2 separate regions of the Homo sapiens genome follow, and region 1 is linked to region 2. A link is a loop called in an ENCODE intact Hi-C map of the cell type or tissue named here. Cell type or tissue: ascending aorta. All regions are shown on one strand. Each heading gives the region's core, and the rest is flanking DNA. Links, peaks and the distances in the headings are about the cores only.

Evidence for each region. A loop is a pair of places that touch in the nucleus more often than their neighbours do. Peaks named below come from ENCODE experiments on the same cell type or tissue, not always from the same donor. Only the 100,000 strongest peaks of a DNase experiment are listed, where the experiment ranks them.
Region 1: a loop joins it to region 2, with 2.4 times the contacts of the local background. A loop is called at or near these places in 6 of 110 quality-filtered maps.

The regions. Positions count from the first base shown.
Region 1 is chr18:3,909,519-3,912,442 of GRCh38, reverse strand. The region is part of intron 3 of DLGAP1 (DLG associated protein 1); the gene reads left to right. Among named protein-coding and RNA genes, the nearest start is that of MIR6718, 26 kb to the right of the region's middle. In ascending aorta, for the core only: no CTCF peak of the experiment used is centred there; DNase peaks (open chromatin) are centred at 1,514 and 1,762; H3K27ac peaks cover 1,888 bases.
Region 2 is chr18:3,993,964-3,996,887 of GRCh38, reverse strand. The region is part of intron 3 of DLGAP1 (DLG associated protein 1); the gene reads left to right. It overlaps DLGAP1-AS4 (DLGAP1 antisense RNA 4), which reads right to left. Exons shown (of 5, transcript NR_102696.1): 3 at 1,539-1,671; 4 at 1,172-1,280. Among named protein-coding and RNA genes, the nearest start is that of DLGAP1-AS4, 33 kb to the right of the region's middle. In ascending aorta, for the core only: a CTCF peak has its summit at 1,193 (motif pointing right); a DNase peak (open chromatin) is centred at 1,217; H3K4me3 peaks cover 838 bases.

The DNA of each region.
Region 1 (2,924 bases), core at 330-2,829, 85 kb after region 2:
GCTCATAATAAGTAATAGTACCTGGGAGAATAAACCTCGCACACTAGGCCTCATATTAGGTCAGTCTCCCCGACTAGATTGTGAGACCCTAAAAGAAAAGAGCGAGTTTCCTTCATTTGCATTTCCCCCACAGAACTTAACACAGTAGGTGCTCTGACAACAGTTATTGATGTGAATTGACATTGTCTCACCTAAAACAACAAAACATATGAGGTAAAGCATTAGAGTTGTTGGGAGCACAAGAAATCTTATTTTGGTTTATTAAAGTTTAGATATCCATAAAGAACAGATTAATATGTAACAAACTTTATTTCCAAAATATAAATGAGTCAAGAAGAATAAATCCTTTGTTGTTTCTTGGGGCATTAAATACCATACATCAGCAGTTTCAAAACTTCAGCACATATCAGCCTGAAGCGCTTACTAAAACACAATTTTTGATTCGACAGGACTTGAATCTGAGAATTTGCATTCTAACAAGCTCCCAAGTGATGCTGCTGCTGTGGGCCCAGGGACCCACTTTGATAACCAACTGCCATTGAGTGACTTTTCACTGCTGTATGCTAATTTGACATTAAGTAAATATTCAACCTCTGGCACATGCTGAGCCTATAGCAGCTAAGTAGATGTATCAATTCACATCTTTGGCAGCCCAGCTGCAATAAGAGAGGAAGGAGAAGTGCTATGATTCAGTAAAAGGAATCAAGTCTTGTTCATTTCAGTTCCTGCTAAATAGTTCACAAAAGAGCCATCAATCAGCTCATTAGAAAACTGACTTGGATTGCTTTTCTGTAGGATTGAAAATTTATGTAATGCCCTTGCTGGGTGATTCAATTAGCTAGAGCATACCATGTCACCACACACCCCACAATGAGATATATTCTAGTCACTGAACAACTTGAAAATGAGCAAACAACTTCCTAGTTATTCCAAATGTTCTAATCCATCTACTGACAGAGTCTAGGGAATACATTTCTCCTGATAATCATATAAAATGAAAGTTCCAATTATGAGGGGAAAAGAAGAAACTTTCTTTAAATAAAGATCCAATCTTGATTTATTTGCATGACTAATACCTCTATTCCCTTCCCTTACCCTCAGAAAAAGGGTTTATTTAATTCATTTGAGATAATTTATGCAAAATCAATTCATTCAACAAATTTTATTGATTACAGTTGATAAGCCAACTACTGTGCAAAAAGTAATCAAATATGTATAAGATCCAGACTTCATCCTAAAGAACTGCACAAAAACTGCACCCTAAACATGGCTCGAAGTAGGTGCCCAGTCAACGCTTTTGTCCTCAGGGAGAACACAAGTTTACCTGATAGGCATTTACCATCTAAAACTTTCTAACAGGAATTTGCTCTGTTTGTACTCATCTAAGGCTTTCTCAACTCGCAGCTGGAGAAATTAAACTCTAGAGTGTTTAAATGTCTTATCCTCCAGCAGTTCGTGGGCCAAAACCAGGATTAGAACTATGACTCCTTCTAATTCCCAGCAAGCAATGATCCTTACAGGTTTTATAGAAATCTTGTCCCACCTCCACCCAGCCTTCTCTGTTGGTGGCTCATTTTTTTTAGACACTGTTGATGTCATCAGAAAGATTCCTATTCTAATTTTCTGCAATATTTTTATATATTTAGAAAATGAGGTATCCCTTCCCAACCCTTTATTTTTGTCCAAGAAAGGAGGTGAGTCACTCCATTGAAGCTTGCTACAAATACAGCTCCATAATCAACTTCCCCCGGACACCGCAAAGGCAGGCACTAGCAGATGGCAATGATTCCGAATCGCCAATTTTGCCCTTTTGCCAAGCAGCCATTTTCAGTTTTCATTGTTCTGGAGTTCACTAAGAAGATGGAAAAACTTCACTTCACCTGAGGTCACCTACCCAAATGTTTCTGTTTTGTCCTAGCTAAATGGCTATTGAATTTGAATTTGGCCTATAGGAAGCAGCAGGCTTTAATGGATGAAAATTTTGGTCTCAGACTACTTGTTCATTTGTTTCCTTAAATCCAGACATCACTCTCCATGCTTTGTCTTAAATCATCAAATTTCTCTCTCTTAATTTCCTCTCATTCTGCAGTGGATAATAGTAGTAATACAGAAATTGCCATCAAATGTATTACCTTCTCACTACTTGGAAAATGGAGATGTAGGGAGACAGCTATCCTCAGTTTAGTAAGATAAAACTCCAAATCACTGCTTTTGTGACTCTCTTTAGCATTTGAATAATAATGTGATAATCCACATGCTCATTGGAAAGAGGATATTTTCATTATTCCTTAATATTAGCCAGGGATACTAGATAGCCGACAGCAGGTATTCATTTTCGTAGTCCAACTATTAACTTGTAAAAGTTTTTAATCATGAAAAAAATGGCAAATGATGACTTCCTGTTCCTATGCTTCTCGGAAGGACACTCTCAGGAACTTCTCATTGAACCCATAAGAAATGACACTAGATCAAGAAAGCTGCAGTTTTTTCTGTGTGATTCCTGAACTTAAATTGACTTAAAAATAGGTTGTGGGGAGTGTATTTTTTCTCAAAAACTCAAAATTGCTTAAACATATTATCTAGGCAAGAGAAAATTATGTAGGTAATAATCTAATATGGAGTTTTCCAGAATTCTAGGTAAATAGAAAGGTGAAGTTCATTGAAAGTGTCTTTTAAGATGGGCAGTCAACAACAACCAACCAGTGGTGTGCAATACACTGGAAAGACACCAAAAATAGAGCATGTATATGATCCCTGCTGTTCAAAGAATTTTCCGTCTATTGACTGTTGCACTATTTATTTGAAGAATCAAGAGAAAGAGAAAGAGAGAAAGAGTTTTTATTTTAACCACTATCTCAGTGAAATAAAAGTAATTATCATCACTAATTAATAAAAAAATCAAAAGCAAGAAAAGAACCCTAATC
Region 2 (2,924 bases), core at 185-2,684:
TTCATTTTCACTATTGCTCAAATAATGCATAACAATAAAAAGCCTATACATTTGCATTGGCTAAAGTAATTTATCACCAGTGGTATGTGAACTGCACCATGGAAAACAGATATATTTTCAATTTTTCAATCTTTAATAATCTGAAAACTTGATTCTCTCAGTTTATTCAGATAGAGGAATACATAGTTATGATTTCTATACTATTAGCCTTTTTTACCAATATAATTAATTTTAATAATATATTTTGTTTGACATATCTAAATATAAATTTCAACATGTACTAAATATAACAATTATTAATGAGAAATATTACATTCTTTTGGCTTTGTACTAAACATTTGAAATGTGCTGTACATTTTTCACTTATAGCCTATGCAATTAAAATGCTATATTTTTATTAGGAATATTTAATCTAAATAGATATCTTAAAATTTACATTTGAAAAAAATAGATTCAGATACCTAAGTTGTTACAAGCATACGTAAAAGTTTTCAGTGACTGAATTGAGTATCAATCAGTTTTAAAATTTAAATCAGTGAAATTAATTAAAATGAAATGAAAATTTAGAAACTCCATTTCTCAGTCACACTGGCCACATTTCAAGTAGAAAGCCTTTGTTTTTAATTCACTTTGTCCTAAAGCTGCAAGTAGAATTTCTACATCTTATCAGAATTGACTTGTTTAAAATATTTTTCAATTAAAACATAATACAAAGCCACTTAGATATGTAAAATTTAAAAATTCTCCCTTTTCTCTCTTCCATCTTTACTGTTTTCCCCAAATTCGAGATCAAATTAATAAATATATTTAAAATGTTTCTAACTTTAAAAGTTAAGTATTGAATTAGGCTTACTTAGACTTCACTTGTAATACAGTATTTCTTACATGTCTAACATAATAGGTGCTCAAAAATATTAGGTAATTTGTCTCCGTTTATTAGATCAGGAATTATTTAATAGTATCTAAACTTTTACTTTTGCTTTTACCCATTTATGAAAAAAAATCATTCCAGCTTAGCATGCTTTAATATCTTATTGGGATAAATAAATAAATAAGATTAAATATCTAAATAATTTACAGAAAGATATCTTACATTCTCTATAGCAAAACACTGATGAATACAGTGTATATATTGAAAGTAAATCTTGGTGGTTTTTTTTTTTTTACTCACGTTGCACCAAAGCGAGAGAACACTAGGGGGCAGTGTGGTTAGAGCAGAACTCTCAAGAGGCTTGGAAAGGTGCGCTGAAATCACCAACAGCTGGTGCGATAAATGGGGTCTAATAGCAAGAAAAGAATGCATTCGTTTAACTTTACTTTGTGAAGTTACGTGGCCCACATGCATATTATTCACAAGGTCTTGGAAGAGACGCTTTGTTCAAACCCTGAGCCCATAAGTTTAGGGACAAGCTCTTCCTGGAAAGGTCTTTCTTACGGAATTTTCTGTCCCGAAGAAGATACAAAAGAGTAGAGCATTGCCAGAGAGTAACAATTCATAAATACTAACCCCAAGTGCCAGTATAATATTTAGTTCCTACCTCATTTTAACCTTCACTTGTATCCACCATTCCTTCTATTTTCTTCTATTCACCCGGGCTTCTTTGCAGCACAGTCATTTTAAGAATATTCTGAGAGCATCTTAGCTCTCACTCCATTTCAGCTCAGTGAATTCTAAGGCAACAAAAGTGTATTAAGTAATTAATCCATAATGCCAGCCACTACCTAAAAAAAGGATAAGGCCAAAGCTAAAAAAAAAAAAAATCAAAAGCTAGGAAAACTTATTAACATTTTCTAAAATTACATTGTTGTTGCCTATTTTAAGGGCATGAGTAGTGACTTTATGCTACATTTTGCAAAAAGTATTGAGCATAATCTATAGATACTTAATGTATGATGAGGTAAACATTTACACCTCAGACTCAGAACAGGCAGACAGCTAAGTTCTCTCGCTTTTTAAATATGCAATGAATTTTCTAATAGTCAAGTAACAAATCTATTTCTCTTTTAGAAAATTAGAATCTATATGTATTAAAGAGCTGTGCTCCAAATTGTGAGTCTGGCCTACTTAAATTTGAATAAATCATTCTAGAGAGTTGACATTATTTAGTTTTGAACAATTCTTGAAGTCTTTTTGGACTTTATAATTTAGCAGCAGGTGGTTCTGGTCATTTTAAAAGTCCGTGATTAATGTAACTAATCCTAGTTAGTGTTTAGTCATCTCTTCAGATCTTTTGTACCTGGAATTTCTAGAGCCTATTTGCCTGAAATTGTATAAATAATAAATGGTTTGCTGTCCTCTATATAGTGGCAAGCATCCAGGTTTCTGCAACTCGAAATTTCAGCTCCTCTCAGCTTCTATCAGGTTTGAGATATTTTTAGCCGCACTCTGTCAGTCAGAATCCCATGAAAGAGAATCCCATTAAGAGAGTTGAGGTGAATTTAGAGAAGGGTCTGTTTATAGAGCAGGGAGCAGGGTTAAGAAAATACAGCCAGAGAGGCCGAGGTACCCAGAGACAAGCACAGTGGGAAGCCCTCGCCACTCTAGGCCTGAAGAGTCAGATGAAGGGAAGGAACGGGGTCCCCAAGCCTATGGGCACTAGAGCTGTGGACAGGCTGCCATCGCAGAGGGGCAGATTGCTGCTGAAACACCAGCACAGGGAGGAAGTGGCACAGAAGGACCCAGAGCTGTCTCCCCCACCCTCGGCACCCCAGCCAGGGCCTTGCCTGGATCACCCGGTGCCAGGCAGGGAAAAGCCAAGCACTGGGGAAGGTGGCCTAGGAAAGGGAGGGTCACAGGCCACTGAACATTCTCACTCTTAATAAACAGAGTTTTACGCTTCAAGGGGGTCTCTGTGGTTCTTCTCTCCTTATCTTTTTACTTCACTCACCACATTCTTACCAAACCAAAAGGAAAACAACAGTGG